3 separate regions of the Homo sapiens genome follow, and all the other regions are linked to region 2. Evidence: chromatin loops called from intact Hi-C (ENCODE). Cell type or tissue: IMR-90. All regions are shown on one strand. Links, peaks and the distances in the headings refer to the core of each region. The heading gives the core; the rest is flanking DNA.

The links. Peaks named below come from ENCODE experiments on the same cell type or tissue, not always from the same donor. Only the 100,000 strongest peaks of a DNase experiment are listed, where the experiment ranks them.
Region 1: it touches region 2 in a loop (4-fold over the local background); 3 of 110 quality-filtered maps call a loop at or near these places.
Region 3: it touches region 2 in a loop (6-fold over the local background); 2 of 110 quality-filtered maps call a loop at or near these places.

Annotation. Positions count from the first base shown.
Region 1 is chr22:26,675,418-26,680,218 of GRCh38, reverse strand. All of the region lies in intron 1 of MIATNB (MIAT neighbor), which reads right to left. MIAT (myocardial infarction associated transcript) reads right to left here. Exons shown (of 5, transcript NR_033320.3): 5 at 3,741-4,801. Among named protein-coding and RNA genes, the nearest start is that of MIATNB, 5.0 kb to the right of the region's middle. In IMR-90, for the core only: a CTCF peak has its summit at 1,022 (motif pointing left); a DNase peak (open chromatin) is centred at 1,008.
Region 2 is chr22:26,889,763-26,900,934 of GRCh38, reverse strand. No RefSeq gene overlaps it. Among named protein-coding and RNA genes, the nearest start is that of LINC01422, 7.9 kb to the left of the region's middle. In IMR-90, for the core only: no CTCF peak of the experiment used is centred there; a DNase peak (open chromatin) is centred at 5,914; H3K27ac peaks cover 837 bases.
Region 3 is chr22:27,865,000-27,867,499 of GRCh38, reverse strand. The region is part of intron 8 of PITPNB (phosphatidylinositol transfer protein beta); the gene reads left to right. Among named protein-coding and RNA genes, the nearest start is that of PITPNB, 53 kb to the left of the region's middle. In IMR-90, for the core only: no CTCF peak of the experiment used is centred there; DNase peaks (open chromatin) are centred at 609 and 1,189; H3K27ac peaks cover 1,974 bases.

The sequences.
Region 1 (4,801 bases), core at 1-2,500, 220 kb after region 2:
GAAACTCGTAAACTATTTCTGAGCACTTCATACATCAATGTGTCCAAACCATTCAGCACAGAGCCTGCATGGAGCAAACACTCGGAAAACAGTACCGGCCACTTTAACTCAATCCAGGTGAATGAAGGTGTGTTTGGAGGTGGAGAGAGAAGGAACAGTTTTGCCTGCAGGAAGAGCTCACAGCATCAGCGAGTTCTTGGAATAGTCTAGGCCTCAGAGGTCGATGGTTGGGGGATCCTGCATTGCTGAAAACACCAGTGTTATCAAAATAGTGAACCCTGCTGAGAGTGGCAGGATGGAATGGAAGCCAAAGGCGTACTTTGCCCATTTGGTGGAGGAGTAAGCTGAGGCTTAGAGAGGGGAAGTCACTTGGCTTGGCCTCTGTTAGGAAAAGGAGCCCTCGGCTGGGCAAGGTGGCTCACTCCCAGCACTTTGGGAGGCCGAGGCGGGTGGATCACAAGGTCAGGAGTTCAAGACCAGCCTGACCAAGATGGTGAAACCCCGACTCTACTAAAAATACAGAAATTAGCCAGGTGCAGTGGCAGGCGCCTGTAACCCCTGCTACTAGGGAGGCTGAGGCAAGAGAATCGCTTGAACCTGGGAGGCAGAGGTTGCAGTAAGCCGAGATCGCGTCACTGCACTCCAGCCTGGCGATAGAGTGAGACTCCATAAAAAAAAAAAGGAAAAAAAAGAAAAGAAGGAAGGAAGGAAGGGAGGAAGGGAGGGAAGGAGGGAGGAAGGGAAGGAGGGAGGGAGGGAAGGAGGGAGGGAGAGAGAGAGAGAAAAGAAAAGGAGCCCTCCGCAAAAATGAAGAGTGGTTTTCCAGAGTTTCTGTCCTCAGCTGCATTCTCTCCAGTCCCTATCCTTGTCCCACCCATGCCAAGTCCTACTCAATGCCCTAAAACTCTGTGATTTCCAGAGTATCCCGTAGAGCATCCAGCCCCAAATGCCCCTGAGAGGAACTGAGTTTCCAATAATAAGCAGTGAGGGTTTGGTGCAACACCACCATCTCCTGGTCGCTCCTGTGAACTACAGCTCTGGCTGGGCCACAGAGCACCTACAAAGCGGACTGGACTCCCAGGAGCTACACGACACTGACATGCAACAGACTAAATGCAGAGGCAGATATCAGAATGCAACACAATCTGTCTTCTATTAGGCCAGACATTAAAGAGATTTACCCTAAGAAAGTAAAATAATGCTGTCTTCTCACTAAATTTATTTTGCTTTGGAAAATACGGTTATTCATAATAAAGCATGTGTTATTTTTGTTAATATGCGATGGGTTTATTATTGTTATTGTGATTTTTCCATGAATAAACAAGTCTTTTTAAAACGTCTCTGTTTTAATTTACAACATGGCAGAGTCTCTACAATGGTTTCCTTCTGTCCCTGTCCCCCATCCAAATCTAGTTTCCATTCACTGCCTCTCCTGGGCTTTGCACTCTGCAGGGGTGATGCCTGTCTGCTGTGCCCTGGGCACCCAGCATTGTATTTGACACACAGTAGGACTCAACAACATTTTGCTGAATGAATGAAACAGGGGCCAGTTGAGCCTTGTGAGTGGCCAGCATCCACAATGCCTTTGAAAAAACACCTGCAACTGGGCCTGGCTGCCCAGAACACTTTTCTGAGAAAAAGGCTGAAAATGCACCCAAGTTCCCAAAGATAGGCAGGCAATCAGCTAGCACTGTGCGTCATATGGCAAGAGTGTAAAGAGCCTGAAGCCAAAATGTTTGAGAACTGCAGTGATAGAGTACTGTGGACAGGGTGGTCAGGGGAGGCTTCTCTGAACAAGTGATGTTCAGCTGAGCGCCAACAAGAAGTCAGCCACGTGAAAACCAGAGGGACATACATTCTAAGTGACGGGAAAAGCCAGTGCAAAAGTAGGTACCCAGGCGAGAGCAAATAGGTGCACTGGTAACAGAAAGGCCAGCAACCTGGCATCCCAGAGGCTAGGGCAGTGCCCACTATAAAAGAAGGACTCAGTAAACAGCTGCTGGGTGAATAGAGGGAGGGAGAGGAGGAAGAGAAAGGAGGACTGGGAGGAAGCTCTCTTCTCATTAGGGGTCTTGTAGTCCTTTGAGGGCAGGGGGGCTCACAAGTTCTGCCAGCCGTGGGAGATTCCCAACTCTTCTTACCACGCCTTGAACACTGCTGCACAGACCAGCCTCCACTTCTTAGCTCAATCTGTAACCTCCTCTGAAGTGTCCACCCTGCCCCCACCCCAATATCCTATCAATATCCTCATCTCCTACCGAACCAGTCCAATGAATCTTGGAGAAGCCATCCTGAAATGCCCTGCACCATCACTATTTTCTCCTGATTTATTGACTATTCCCCATCCTTCAAGGTTCCCCTCAAGTTTTGATTCTCCCAGAAAGCCATCCCTTACTGCCCCCACCCTCACCCCACCTCCTCCTGACCTTCTTTCCAACAGAGCACCTCTGGCCCCCAATCTCATCATCTGGTGCTAACACAGAATGAGGTTTCAGGGAACACTTGCAGGGCATCAAGCGCTGTCTTAGCTCTGCAAGAACGCTTGGGAACCTTCACAATGGCCCTATGAGGTGGGAGTGGTCTCCCCATTCTACAGAGCCGATGGAGGCTCAGGGAAGGGCAATCATCCCCAAGATCTAACAGCAGGTGTGTGGCAAAGCTGGGATTCAAACTGAGGATTATCAGTAGTCTCAATCCTAAGACTGACTCCAAAGTTCTTTTAAAACTTGGCTACCCAGAACACTGTTCTGAGAAAGAGCCTGAAAATGCACCCAAGTTCCCAAAGAGAGATAGGCAATCAACTTGCAATGTCTGTCAAGGATGCTGAAGGGAAGAGTGGCGATGTGTGTGGCTTATATTTGCCAGTCCTTCACGATCACACACTAAACTCTATCTTTTTCTCTGTCACCAAGGAACTCTTTGACTCCCCAGTGAAGTATAAGATCCCTGGCAGGCCATGCGCGGTGGCTCAAGCCTGTAAACCCAGCACTTTGGGAGGCCGAGGCGGGCAGATCACGAGGTCAGGAGATCGAGACCATCCTGGCTAACACGGTGAAACCCCGTCTCTACTAAAAATACAAAAAATTAGCCGGGCGTGGTGGTGGGTGCCTGTAGTCCCAGCTACTCAGGAGGCTGAGGCAGGAGAATGGCGTGAACCCAGGAGGCAGAGCTTACAGTGAGCCGAGACCGCGCCACTGCACCCCAGTCTGGGCAACAGAGCAAGACTCCATCTCAAAAAAAAAATAATAATAAAATAAACAAATTCCCTGGCAATAAGAACCTGGATTTCTGGAAGCACTGCCCTAGGCATAAAGAAGTGTTATTTTTTAAAAATACCACCAGGCACAGTGGTGCACGCCTGCAGTCCCAGCTACTCAAGAGGCTGAAGCAAGAGGATCGCTTGAGACCAGGAGATCAAAGCCAGCCTGGGCAACATAGCAAGACCTCATCTCTAAAAAAAAGAAAAGAAAAATAAATACCAATGGTGATAATGGTTGCACAACAATGTGAATGATACCACCAAGATGTTCACTTAGAAATTATTATGGTGGTGAAGTTTTATGTTATGATTATTTTACCAAAATTAAAAAATAAAATACCCTATTATATTGACTTCTAGGGTCACTCTTGAGGAAAGGCTGACTCACCGAGAGAGCCCACCCCTGCTCCTTGAGAATGCCACTGGCTGCCCCCTCTCCCCTAAACAGCACGTCCCTTCTGCTTCATAGGCCACAGTCATGTTTCCAGCGTGAATTGATTTTTAATAGCAAAATGGCATTTTACACAGAAGCAGCTACATTCATGGATGAAAACAAAAATCCAAGTGACGCTCCTTTGTTGAATCCATGTAAAAATCTGATTTTTAATCTACAGAGAAATTTCTACCCACACATTCGGTATCCCCTGGGGGTAATGACATGGAAAACAAACATCTTTTCTGGTCTGTTAAAGTAAAACAATGGGTCCCTGGATAGACTCTCAAGAGGGCCTTTGATGGAATGGAACCAGTCCCCCCACCCCGAAAGCATCCCCCCAGCTCAACATGTCACCATTTACACCAGCACAGCCCTCACATTGGGTCCACAGCACAACCTATTAAGAAAGGATTATAACACCTGTTCGGATTGGGAGGCCAATTCCTCAGCTCTAAGATCCTGCTCATAGCAAGCTTGATGTTCAGTAGACTCCAAAGCAGACTGAATGAGGGAGGGGTCGAAGAGAATGTGCCTGCTTGGGCTCAGCCTCCTCTAATATTGTCAAGATGCACACACACTCTTAGAATCTCACAACCATCGCCAATCTCTATGTTGGCCTAGTCCCAATCCTTCTGCCTCTGGGAACAAAAGGTTCATTACCCACCAAGGCATATTTTTCCCTCTCTGGGACCAGGATCAGCTCTTGCAAGCTTACTCCACACTTGTATCTGCCCCTTGCAGCCATGCATGACAAATGGGCTCCCTCCCCAATGGAATTATCTTATAGACTTGCAGCCTATGACTGTGTTTCCCCTGATCTTCTCCAGGGACTTCCCACCACCATGGGATGACATGTTTTCAAGATTGCTCCCCTTCCGAGCCTTTATTTTCACCTTGGTCCTCTTTACTTTCCAGTCATTGCAGAGATACTTCCAACTGGGGTAGACATGTATGGATTCTGTTTATCAAAAGATGGACCAAAGGGTCTTCCTAGTTTCAAAAAGTTCTGCTCAGTTGTCTAAAATGTGGCCAGAGGCCATTGCAAACTCCTCTGAGTTCCACCTGGGCTGGAAAAGCCAAATGGCCAGCCTAAAACTCAAATCCAC
Region 2 (11,172 bases), core at 4,913-7,412:
TCTGAATAAAGGACCTACATTTGGAAATCCCCATCATCATCTTGTTCCTTCATTTTCATTTCTGCAAAGAAGTAATATACGCCTGCGCTTAGTCCTGAGAAGGACAGTTCATCCTGAAAGGCAGTTTATCCTGGAGGAGAGGATCTGGAGTCACGCACGGGTTCAAATCTACAAGCTTTGGCAAGGCACCACTTTCAAAGCCTTTTTATTCTCATCTGTAAAAGGGGTATCACAACCATGCCTAGCTCTCAGGTTGAAGGGGGATTAAATGGAGAAATGGGAAAATGTAGAAAATATCACCCTCTTTCTGAGATAAAAGCCTGTTCACAGAATCTCTATTGAAGCCATCAATTTCTCATTGAGGTTTCAAAAACGAGGATAGAAAGCCAGAATTCTTGTAAGTTTTTGGTGAGGATTTTGTTATAGCGGAGATATCTTTGAAGATAGTTTTTGAAAGCACTTTGATCTGGTCACTCTCTGAGCCTCAATTTTCTCAGTGCTAAAATGGGAATAATAAAATTAGCCACCTCAAAGGGTTATAGGAAGGAATTAATTAGGGAGGTCTTAGTACTGTGTGAGTCACATAGTTATGGCCCTGTGAATCTCAAAGAACACAGACATATAGATACACTCAATTACACTAGGCAACGGGGAATTTTTTGAACATCAATTAATTAATTAAAAGTTAGTTTCCCAGTTTCTCTATTAAGAAAAGTTTTTTTTTCTTTTTTCCCAGACATGTAAAGGGTGATTTAAACAGAAATGTTGGATTATGTCTTTATTTCTATTTGGAAAGAAAAAAAACAACACATTTTAGTGATCATGGAAATTACTGATTTTGCTTATTCCAATAGAAGGCAAATCATTATCTCTGAGATTTAGCATTCAGTGAGCCTGTATATCCTGAGGTCCTAAACGCTCAGCTTAAGTAAACAGAGGGTATGGTCTGACCATACCCTCTATGGATATACTTAAGGGTATATTCATACATCCAATGACAAATGCTAGGATATACATGGCATACTTTATAATTTTATATAGTTATTATAGAGCCTTCCCACAATGCCTTTCCATCCCCTCTGCTTTGAAATGCTATCATGTGGACAATAGAACACCAGCCACTACAGATGGTACTGGGGTTCTAGTTCATCAGCAACAATCAATCTCACATGGAAATGTTGCTTAGTCCCATAGTGCAAACAGGCCTCCTTTAGCACGCCAACTCCCATTAACTGGTAGCCATGGCCTGAGGTACGGTGTTAAGAAGGATTCTGATGTCTTGTTTAAGCCCAATGCCAAAGAGTGCCTAATTGATGAGTGATGTCTGCTATGGAACCAGGTGATGGTCAGTGCATGGGCGCCTCTTGTTTGCTAATCCCAAGCTACTATAACCCCTGTGTGTGATAATGGAAGTAGCTGAGATTCAGAGAGGGGACTAGATTTGCCAGGGTCACCCAGCTATTTAGGGACAGAGCCAGAACTAGAGTAAATACCTCCTGGCTCCATGCCCAGGTCTCTTTTCTCCCCATCGGGATGCATGCGGGTTCTTAATCAAGGCTCAGGGATATCTACGTAACAGTCATAACATTTGGCATTTGTCACACTATTTACCCCCATATGGTTCCAGAGAAATTTACAGTGATTACACACCAGAAATACACACGTTAGAGAGAAAAGTGCACATTACAAGAGGATTAAAATAAAATAGAGAAGGTAACCAGGGCAAAGGGAAAATGAGAATAAAAAATAGGATGGAACCAAGAATGAGTTTGGCACACAAAACACGCTGTCCGGATGCAGTTGCTAAGCAACTAGTGGCCAAAGCAAAGAAGGGAATAGGAATCTACGTGTTTAAAGATGGAAAATATAGTCAGTTATTCAAAAGAAGCAGATTTCCTTGGTATTCCCCTGGAAGCAATACCTCCTAGGTGATCATACCAAGGCAGCTGTCATGCAGTAGAGGATGCTCTTCAAAAACAGGTCTCCAAGAAATTAAGCAATTTTGACACCATTGATTCTTGAAATGTCTTACAGGGAGGTTGATGAAAAAATGTCAAAGTGCAGTCCAAGAATTCAGAACTTTTGATGTCCACGTGGCCGAAGACCATCATGTTTCCAAAGCCAGTAGTCAGAGTCCATTGTCATCTTACTTGACCTCTCAGCCGTATTTGATACCACTGATGGCTTCACCTTTGTGGGTTGATGTTCTCTCCAAGGACACCACATGCTCTTGGTTTCCTCCAATGTCAGTGAAATCTCCTTCTGGATGTCCACTATCGGGTGCTTCTCCTTTCCCCCAATGCCTAAATCTTGCAGGCTTCGGGACTCAGCTGCAGATGTTCCCTTGTACTTATCTGTCCTCGGTTCTTGGTGACCTCATGGCTTAAACCCATCCTTAGGCTGATGCCTTCATATTTTCTCACTCCAGCCTGATCTCTCTCCCAAAAGAGGTCAGACTCACATATTCATCTGCTCCCTTGACCTCTCCATTTGGAAACTAACGGCATCTCAAGCTTCACAACCCCTCGCCAAAATCTAGATCCCATGCCACTCTTTCTCTAACCTGGTATCACCTCCAGTCCTCATTTCAGGAACAGGCACCATCATGCAAATAGGTGCTCAGGCCTGAAACAACTCAACCTTCACTCAAACAACCCAACCTTTATTCCTCCCTCCTTGTCACATCCAATGTCCAATTCATCAACAAGTCCTGGCAGCTCTATTCCAAAAATGACTTCAAGTGCACTCATCTCTCCCCTCTCTACCTCTTGGTCTTGGCCACCTTCCTTTCCCACCTGGATAGCAGGAATGCCTCCCATCTTGCTCCTGGCCCTACAGTCATTTGTGCAAACAGTATCCAAAACAATTATTTTTGAAATGTCTATCTGAGTAGGTCACCACCTGGTTCAACCCTCCCCTATGGCCTCCCCATCACCAGAAATCCAAGGTCTTGGCAGCGCATGGCCTGAGCCCTGACTCCACTCCCCGATCTCCCCATCGCTCACTCTTCTGCAGTCACACTGGGCTCTTCCCTGTTACTTATGTGTGCTGGGATGCTGTCTTCTCACAGCCTCTGCATTTACTGATCTCTCCTCCTCAGAAAGAGATCTACCAATGCTCTTTCCCTAGACAGACCCTGGCTCACTCCTCCACCCCTAAAACAAAGGAACCACCTCCTCCTCCAGGGGGCCTTCCTTGACAACTTTATTTTAAATGGACTCTACATCCTCCCTCCCACCCCTTACCAGCCTCCCCTGTATCCCTGTAACTTCCCCCTCACCTCCCACCAGCCTCCCTTCCCACTCTCCAACAGTCTAGCTTCTCTCCCACTTCCTACCTGCTTCCCTCTCCCCCATTACCCGCATCTCTCCAGGGCCTCCCACCTACATTGGCCTCTGCCTTACCTCCTATGTGTAGAGGATTAAGTCTCTTCTCCACAACACTATGAGAGCAGAGATATTTGCTTCATTAGTTAACCACTGTATCCCCAAGACCTTGCACATAGTAGGTGCTCAATAAACACATGTTGCACAAGTGACACTCTCATGGTCTGATTTGTTCCAAGAAACTTCTTCAGCTGAAAACTCCAAGGAGATCGGCCCGTGGGAAGAGCAGGGTGGACTCTGAGCACCTCAGTGTTGGCTGACATGCCTAGAGAGACCCACACTGAGGGTTTTGCCTTTGATGATGACACACGGAGTCAGGCCTGGCAGTCCCCTTGGCTGATGCCACCAGGGACACCCCGGTAGTTCTGCAGCTTTCCCTTAATCATAAATATCTCCCCTTGGTGTCAGCAGACCCCTTGGAAATCACCAGAGGAAATACTGGCATCAAACCCCGATAAATTCCTAAATGCCCAAGCCAACCGCACCAATTTACAGCAGGTTTTGACTTTAATAATGTTTTGTCTTAGATTTGGCCCTAATTATAAATCATTTGCAACTGTGGTTTAAACCATAAGCAAATCTTACATGGCATTCTTATTATCTACTTAATATCGCAAAGAGAAAGATTTATGGAATCACATTCCGGGAATTAAGCAAACGAGGAAACTTTTAGGTGAGGGTGAAACACGTGAAAATTATAGTTTTGTCATAAAACGTTGATTGATCAATGATTATTGTAAAACGGTGGTAACTGTGCTGGCGTCAACATAAATCTGTAATTGGCTGGATTTATTCTTTTTCAAAATACTATATTTCCTACAGTTTTGACCATCGTGTTAATATGAATCTGTCAGATTTACTGTGGTTTTAACTTAATTAACTCCATTTAGCTTATGCATATATGTGTGCGTGCGTGCGTGTAGGATGTATGTGTGTGTGTGTGTATATATATACACACATAGATTTATATATGTTATACTTATCCTTAAAATGCAATGTCCACAGTCACTTTTACTTTTTACATAATCGTTTGTGGTTTTCTTCAAATATAATTTTTTACACATTTGGGAAAAACCCATTTTGCGTATGAAGCCAACTCTTGCTGCAGAAATGGGTTCAAAGCACTGTTAGAGTTTTTCACCTGTGGGGTGACCACATCAGGTAATGATATTGCATCTTAGGAGACAGGGAAGACTGCAAAAAGATCCTGAGTCAGGCTCAAATCTTGACTCTGCCACTGAGTGGCTGTATCACCCTAAAGAACCTATTCTACCTCTCTTTGCCTGTCTCATGTGTAAAATGGGAATGGATTACTTGCCCCTACTTCAGAGGCTACTGTGAGGCTTAATAAAGTGATGAATGTTATGTGGTTGGCATGAGGCTTGGCATGCAGTGGATGCTGAGTGCATGTTGTAGATGGCCCTTCCTTCTGCTTCCCAGCCAGGGAGTGGACTTGCGACGTTTGGGGTAGCATGCCCCAAGGAGTGAGGTCAAGGGAAAATCCTAACCCTCAGAGGAACCATCTTAGGAAGGGCCAGTTCCAGTGCCAGAGGGAACCAGCCCAAACACCAGAATCACCTTCTAACCCGATAGGACCAGGGAGATGGTGGGTTCAGATCAAAGCCACACAGGGACAGATAACCATACACTAAATCAAATTTAAAATAATAATAATAAAACAGTAGCTCCCACTTACCCAGAAACACTTTCTTTGCATCAGGTCCTATGCATTTTTTTAGTGGAGAGTAAAGGTCTCACTCTGCCACCCAGGTTGGAGTGCAATGGTTCAGTCAGAGCTCACTGCAGCCTCCAACTCCTGGGCTCAAGAGATCTTCCCCCTCAGCCTCCCAAGTGTCTGGCACTACAGGTGCTCGTCACCACACCCAGCTAGTTTTTCTAGTTTTTGTAGAGATGGGAGTCTCACTATGCTGCCCAGGCTGGTTTCAAACTCCTGGCCTCAAGCGATCCCCCCACCTTGGCTTCCCAAAGTGTAGTATTACAGGTGTGAGCCACAGTGCCTGGCCCATAATTCTTTATAGACTTGATTTTGTTATAAAGCTCAGCAAAGCCCACTAGCACATCAACCTTGAGATGAGAAAATTATGATTTCAGAAATGTGACTTGCCCAAGGTCACACAGCTAATAAGTAGTGGAGCTGAGACTCCAGGCCTACATTCTGAGGCACGGAGTTTTACTACCTCTGACTGTTACTGGGCCACACATTCCTCCAGCAGCTGCCCTCTCTCCTGGCAGCATGCATTCTGAACCGATAATTCCTTCCAAGTCTAAGCCAAGGAAAAAGGAGGCCCAGTTCAGCCACTGCAGTCTCTTCCTGTCTAATTGCTAAGAACAGAGCTAAGAAGTCATTGCTTTGAAGCTGAAACTCTTCTCTTTCTGTGGAGTTTCACGTTTGTATTTAATCGTGCTTTATTTTTCTTGATTCACACTGTGGAGCCAGTTAAAAATATTTTCTGAGAGCCTATTCTGAGTCATTGATTCGTGGTGTCTGTTCTGAAGTTGCCCAGGGTCAAGTGAGTCAGCTGTGGGTAAATGAACCCAGACACTGGATTTCACTGAAAAGTAAACACTCCAAGCAATGGAAAAAAAAATGTTGGTTTCATATATAACTTTCACATGCAAACTTCCCTCCAGTCTTCCCCTTCTTCCTCCACTTCTCCCCCATCTCTTTCTTCTCCCTCTCCCTTTCCTTCCTTTCCACATTGATTTTTCCCTTTTCTCATCTCTCTCCCTCTTCATTTTCTCCAGTCTTCTCTCTCCTTCTTTCAAACTTTTTTCTCCCGTTCCCTTTTCTCTCTTATTTCTCTCTCCATCTCCCTCTCTTCTTTCTTTTCTTTCATTTTTCTCTTCCTTCTTCTATTCTCTTCTCTTGTTTCCTATACTCTTTTCTATTTTGCACACAGGATTTTGTTTTTATTTAGGTGAGACCCACACAGCAGGAAGACGACTGCTATTGAAAAGATAGTTTATTACTCACAGTTCCCAAGAGGAGGGGGCGTAACACGTTACACAGGGCAGAAGCAGCCAGGGAAAGCATAGGCCAGGGCCTTTATCATGGATTTTGTTTTCTCAGTTAATGGTAGCCAAAATAAAATAATAATAATAATAATAGGCTGGGCATGGTGGCTCACACCTATAATCCCAGCACTTTGGGAGGCCGAGGCAGGCAGATCTCTTGAGCCCAGGAGTTCGAGACTAGCCTGGGCAACATGGTGAAACCCAGCCTCTACAAGAAGTACAAAAAATTAGCCTGGCACGGTGGTGCACGCTGTCCTCCCAGCTATTTGGGAGGCTGAAGTGGGAGGATCTTTTGAGCCTGGGAGGCACAGGTTTCAGTGAGCCAAGATTGTGCCACTGTACTCCAGCCTGGGAGACAGAGTGAGACCTTGTCTCAAAAACAGTAATAATACTAATGATAACAATATCATGGGTTTTACTGGAAAGAACAGGTGAGCCAGGGTAGGCAGACTTAGCATTGGCCATTTTGAATAATTTCGGCTGACTCTGGGCTATAGGGGCAGTCCCTAGTTGTCTGGTTCCTGGTCCTGGGGTGATTTGGAACAGGGGGATAGCGTCCTGGAAGGCAGGAGGTTGAAAAAAAGACTCAGGATTGGTTGGTTTGCATATCAAAGGCTTGCTCAGAAGAGAAGTGGTTTGCTACCTCTAGGAATTACCTAACCCTGGGAGGGGCACTCCCTCCTTGGATCCTCAAGACCTCCACAATTCCCAAGCATCATCAAAGACAGAAAGTTAAAAACACGATTTCTACATCTTTTTTCCTTCCTCTCTTTTACTCCTTCCCCTCTCCTCTTCTCTGTTCTCCCTTCTCATTCTCTCCTCCTTTCTGCCTCCCCAGGGCCTGGGAAGAACTCATCGCAAAGGTTCAGGTAAGCAGTAACAAAAGCCTAGGTTGAGTGGGTGGCAAGAAGCCAAGAGAGGAACAGACAGCATCACGAACTACTTGGGAGGTAGAACTCTCGTTTTCAGTGACTGGATGTGGCTCCGACAGCCCTGCTCAGCTCTGCCTGCTGGCCCGAGCTCCGCACCACCACTTCTGGGAAAGCCGCCCCTTCCTTGCTCCAATGGTGGCGGCTGCTGTGTCCTCACCCTGCCGCTATCCCGTGGGTTGGTTGTTTTGCCCAGGCCTGGAATTACCCAAATCCCCTTAAATACACGACTGCAAATGAGGACCCTGGAAAAAAAGGCAATAATTGTGACAGTAACTCACGGGGCCAGGCCTGACACGTCTCTAATTGCCTGCTAAAATTGTCGCTGTCTCCTAAAGTGCAAATTATCACCCGAAATGACAAGAATAATGAATGAGTAACTCTGATGTAATGCAACAATTAGTCCTCAAAGACACTGTCTAATATGGTAATTCAGAACACCCACTCCTTGTTATTAAGTGCCTGATAATTATTTAATTATCTATCTGCCAGCATGATTTACTTGGTTTATTTAGCTGCAGATGTGGGCAGGAGCGTTTGGGTTTAAGGTCAGAGTGAGCTGGCCCCTCCGCTGGCTGCCACATCGGTTTGCTTGGGTGCTGGAGGCTGCCGCCCGTCTGACTTCCCTAATTGGCTTTGGCAGTCCTGACCCAAAGTCGGAAAATTGCCTCTTCTCCACCCCCGGCTCCGGTTCAGGGTCATTCAGGGGCTGAGGGTCTTAAAGATCATGGATGAGAGTGCCTGCCTTCCCCTGCCCCTTCGGACCCTCCGACAGGTGATCAGAGTATTTGGGGGCAGCAGCTGCCCAAACTGAGCTTGATGTGAGTGTTTACTGTGCTGGGCACGGCGCCAACTCCTACACAAGTGTTAGCTCGTTTAATCTTCACAATAGTGCCAGGAGGTAGAGACAACTGGTGCTGGCATGTGACAGAGGAGGAAACTGGGACTTGGAGAAGTGAGGTCATTCGCCCAAGGTCCCACAGTGAACGAGTGGTGGGCCGGGACGAGCCTCCCTGTCCCCAGAGCCACTCTACTCTCCTGGACCCTGACAGTTGCAATGTGAGGATGGCCCCAAAGCTGTGAGTCACAGCTCATCCCAGGCCAGTGCGTGCCCAGAAGGGTCTGGGCAGGGACTCAGGAGGATCAGTGTCCTGCTCTCCAAATCATAAAATCACTGATAGGGAAAGCAAAAAGAGTGGCTCTAATCTCTGTTGGCTCAAGGAATTAACTAACCCAGAGCCAAGGAGTAGAAGGTATTACAGAGAGACAGAAGAGATCTACAGTAAGGGCCGCTTCCTAGCTGAATGCACTTGGGCAAGTTCCTTACCCTCTCAAAGCCTCGGTTTCCTCATCTGTAAAGTGGAGATGGTCAGAATTTGCCTATGATCGCCTGTTGAAAGTACCCTCATCATCAGATACTCTCCACCTTGCACCCTGTTGGGTTTCCTTTACTGAATGTACCTGACTCTCTGATTATCTTGTTCATTTATTTACTTATCCCCCCTCCTACCTGCCCCCACCCCCACCCCCACACACACATAAAACATAAACCCCAAGGGAGCAAGGACCCTGTCTGTTTTATTCCTCCTTCATATTCCCCGCATTGAGCACAATGCTTGGCACATCATGATCTCAGTAGTCTCAATAAATATCTGTAGAATGAATGAACAAATAAAATAATAATCAGAAGCCAGGTGGGGTCCCCAGCCAACTACCCCCTTGCCCAAGTGACTCCCCAGCATCTCCATGCACACAGCTCCCTACTCCCCATCTGTCCTGGCCATTAATGCTGATGACGCCTTACCTTCATGCCCATACATTTTCACCACGCAAAAGGCCATGATGACCACTCCAGCCACAGCTGTCATTTCCTTGCTCTGGTCCTCAGCTGACCTGAGACTCCAAGCTTCCACCAGCTTCCTCATTCCACATTTCTGGGGGATAAGTCTGATTGGTCCAGGCCACCTGGAGCAGATGATCTTGGCATCCCACACACCCACATTTCCATAATGCTCCCCATTTCCAAGCACATCTGCCCAATCTCCACCTTCCAGCACATGACTGTCGGCTGCTGGAGCTCTCTGTGGCTACACACAGGCCACACTGAGAATTAACCTCCCCAGGAGTCACCTTCAGTAAGGGCTGCCAGGAGTTGGTGGGTAAATAGCCCAGCTCCCTCATCCCTCAAATTGAGATCACATAGAAGTGTGAATTCTAGATTGCCTCCCCCACTTTCCCAGTAGGATAAAGCTCTGTCTCTCACGTAGTAGATGCCATTGGTGCCCCACTCAGATCCCCTTTGAAAAGTCAATGCATCCAACCTCCTTGATGGTACATTAAATGTGCATTAAACTGGTGTTGTACATTAAATGTATATTAAACTGGTAATGTACATTGGTAAGTCCAGCCCCCTGCCGTGGTGAATGTTTGCTGCTAACACAGCAGCACCCCACAGCTAACACTGCCCTCCACTGACAGGAGTTGCCTTACCTGAAAATCCTGGAGAGGGTGCACCATCCCCTCTGCACCAGTTGGATACACTGGTGTCATGTAGCCAATAATTGACTAATACAAGGGTACAAAAGGCCAGCCTCTTTACTCCAAGGCAGGACAACTCTAGGGTACAAGTCACACTCCAGAGCTCCTCGTGGGATCAACTGGAAGCGCAAGACGTTACCTGAATCCACGTCTTTTACTAGCTCAGGAAAGGCAGGGCCAAATCTCTCTTGCTCACTGCTGCATCTCCTGCACATAGCACAGTACTTGCTGAGTTAGTAAATGAGTGCAAATGAGTTCATTCATTCATTCATTCACTGATATGAGTGAATGAATGCATATGCATGTATAAACAGATGTATGTACATATGCACATCAATGAATACATTTAAGCCATGGTAATTCCCAAAGCAGGACCTAAGCACCTATTTTCTAAATTATTAGCATGTGCATTTAAGTGGCCAAAGATCAGCAAAAAGGGAGGTCTGGGCTGGAAGTCGGACGGACGACCTCACTTTTCATCCTTGACTCACTGCGTGACTTTGGTTTTTACATCTATTAAATCAGAAAAGCACATTTATTTTTCTCCATGCTTTTTTTCCCCAACTTAAACGCTGTGTAAGTTTATGTTGTGTGTATGTGTGTTTTTTAAACTTTTTAATTTTGATATCATTTTAGACTCCCAGAAAAATTTTAAAGTAGTGTTTCTGGCCCGGTGCAGTGGCTCATGCCTGTAATCCCAGCACTTTGGGAGGCTGAGGTCGGCAGATCACTTGAGCCAAGTTCAAGACCAGCCTGGGCAACATAGCGAAACCCTGTCTCTACAAAAATACAAAAACTGGCCGGGCACAGTGGCATGCAACTGTAGTTGCAGCTACTTGGGAGGCTGAGGCAGGAGAATTGCTTGAGCCCAGGAGACAGAGGTTGCAGTGAGCCGAGACCATGCCATTGCACTCCAGTCTGGGTGACAGGAGTGAAACCTTTTCTCAAAAAAACAAAAATAAAAACAGAGTGATTTCATCTGCCTTTCCCCCAGCTTGCCCTAATGTTCATGGTTTGTGATGTTGAAATCTTCCGTTTAAGTGTCTGGTGATCATTTTAAGGAGGGAGAGGTGAACAGAGCCGTAGAAAGGAAGTCAGTTTCAGAAAACACAGAATGAAAATTCACCTGGCTTAGCAGCCTTCAAAAATGAGGTGGCGGCAGGCAGACAACATTCCTGCCCCTCTCCGTCTCTCTACATGCGTGGTGCATCTGCGGTTTTCTTTTATTTGTGGTCTATCACCTCCTATGCCATTGCAAACAAGAGACTTTATAAATATTTCAA
Region 3 (2,500 bases), core at 1-2,500, 970 kb before region 2:
TCCTGTCTGGATCTTATTTCGCCTTTTTGTGAAATTAGATTAACCTACAATTAGTTCAGTCTTTTTAAACTCACATTTAATCTCATGTTTACTTCTTCCATTTAATATTTTCCATTTACCCCACCAGATGGGACTTCCCCACCTTTGAATGCCACTAGAGTCTTGCCGATGACCTTCTCATGGCTCCCAGTGTGTCTTGGGTCAGGGTGGTGGTTTATGTATTCCCCCTGTCTTCCTTCCCCCCACCTCCTCCATCTCCTGTTGTTCACACTGAATTTTAAACGGTAGGCTTTGTGTCTGACTTACCTTGATATGGGTCAGTGCCAAGCAGGGAGGTTTGCTCATAGTAGGGGCTTGTAAGTATTTGCTAGATTCAAGTTAACTACCTTAAACCAAATAAAAATCAAATATTGGACTTCCCATGTATTTACAGAAATATAATGTCCAATTTAGGTCTGTCCAAATGGCTACTAAAATAAATGGTTACCTAAATAAAGTTTAGGTTACCTAAATAGAGAGAATAGCTGAGTTGGGGAATGGGGTTCTGCTTGAAATTTCAGTACATAGACGTCACATATATTTCGTAATCTTGTGTTGATATTTACTGATGCACACACACTGGCAGCACTCCCAGCAGTGCATTTATTTTTAACTTTCTTGGTGAAATCTGGGTTGGAAACTTAACATCACAGAATCAGCAGCTGAAATTAAGCATTCACATTGCCTAAAATTGAAAAATGAAAATATGAAGACAGTTATGAGCCTTACAGAAACTGCTGTGTCTTTGCAAAGCGTTAACTCTGGTTCAGTGTAGCACATACCTATTCCATCTTCATCCCAACACAGTTTTAAATAGGAAAAAGTATGTGTAAACTTGACAAGTCTCATGAAACTGAAGGGACTGTATTTTTAGAAAATACATTTCCAGAATGCCTTTGGATTCTTTTTAAAAAATGTTAAATCTCTTTTACGTTTGTTTATATTTGTTTGTCACAGATTCGAGAAACTAGTTCTTGTGGATAACATGTACTGATTGCTCACTCCTCCAGTTAAACACACTGTGTTTTGTTTAGTTACATTGTGTGCCTCTAGTATACATTACTCCCCCTAAGACCTCATCCACATACCTTAGAGTAACCTAATATGTGTTGTTAAATTAAAAACATGACTCAGGCTTGGGAGTTTCATTTACAGTTAGAAACATGAAATGTAAGGAATTCAGTGAATATACAAACTATTTAAATACAATTTTGGAAACATTTCACAACTAGTGCTTACTGTATTACAGATGAAATTTAAATTACGTAGCAATGAGTCATAATTTGAGGTTCTTGTTAGCCCATGACGTTCATCTTGTAGAACTTTTGATTGTTCTCTTTGTAATCAACCATTCTTTACCTTTTTAAGTTGTCCTTTTAAATTTTCATGCTTTATGTAAAACTCAATTTATTAGCAAAATCATTTTATTTACTCGCAGATTAGCAAAGAGTTAACTGTTTTGCCTTAGAGGAGGAAAATGTTAGGTTTGGGCTGGATTGGAGTTATGTGTCAAAGATCTTAATTCAGATTTTGGTTTTATTTGCTTTGGGGTTGTTTTTTAGCCAATGAAGAAGAAAGAATCAGAAAACATTTTTTTAAAACTTTTATTTTAGGTTTGGGGGTACATGTGAAGGTTTGTTATGTAGGTAAACACATGTCACGGGGATTTGTTGTACATAGTATTTCTCACCGCCCGCCCCTCCCCTGCCCATACCCAATAGTTATCTTTTTTGTTCCTCTCCTTCCTTTCACCCTCCGCGCAACATTTGTATTTTTTTAAAGCCAGAGAGGAAGCTTTGCCTTGCCACAGGCTGTGAACCTCTTGAGAGCTAGGCAGAGACGCTGGAACTTCTTTGGGTCCTGTGGATTCTAGAACATTGCTCTGAGAGTGGGGTCCCAAATATTTGCCCCATTGAGATTTTTCACATTTTAAAGGTTACACATTTCTTCACTAGCATGTTGCTGATAACCTAGAAGAGTTGATCATTTTATTTTGCATGTATACCTTGTGATTGCTTTCAAGAAAAATTAAATATGGGATGGACTAAAGTTACGTATTAAAGATCTTAATTCAGCTTTTAACTTGATTTTGTTTAGCTTTGTTTAGATTTAATTTATTAAACATCAGAAAAAAGAAGCCAAAAGCCAGATTGTTTATAGTGAAAGAAGAATGAAGACTTGAAATAGTACCCAGATAATTTAGGGTAAAGTTGGTCTTTGTCCGAAAATACTCTGCTGAGGGCAAAAAAACTTCTTTAGAGTCAATTTGTTTTTCAGTGTATTAGGTTTTTTTAAATTTTTAAATGATAACTTTGAAAATAATTGTACACAAAAGAAAAAAATTAGTTGTAGTCTCATTTAATTACTATTATTTGGTATATTTTCTGATTCCTGTAGTTTATTTTGTTAGGAATGTTTGTACCATACATAGATACCTATTTATATTAATTCTCCTTTTTTT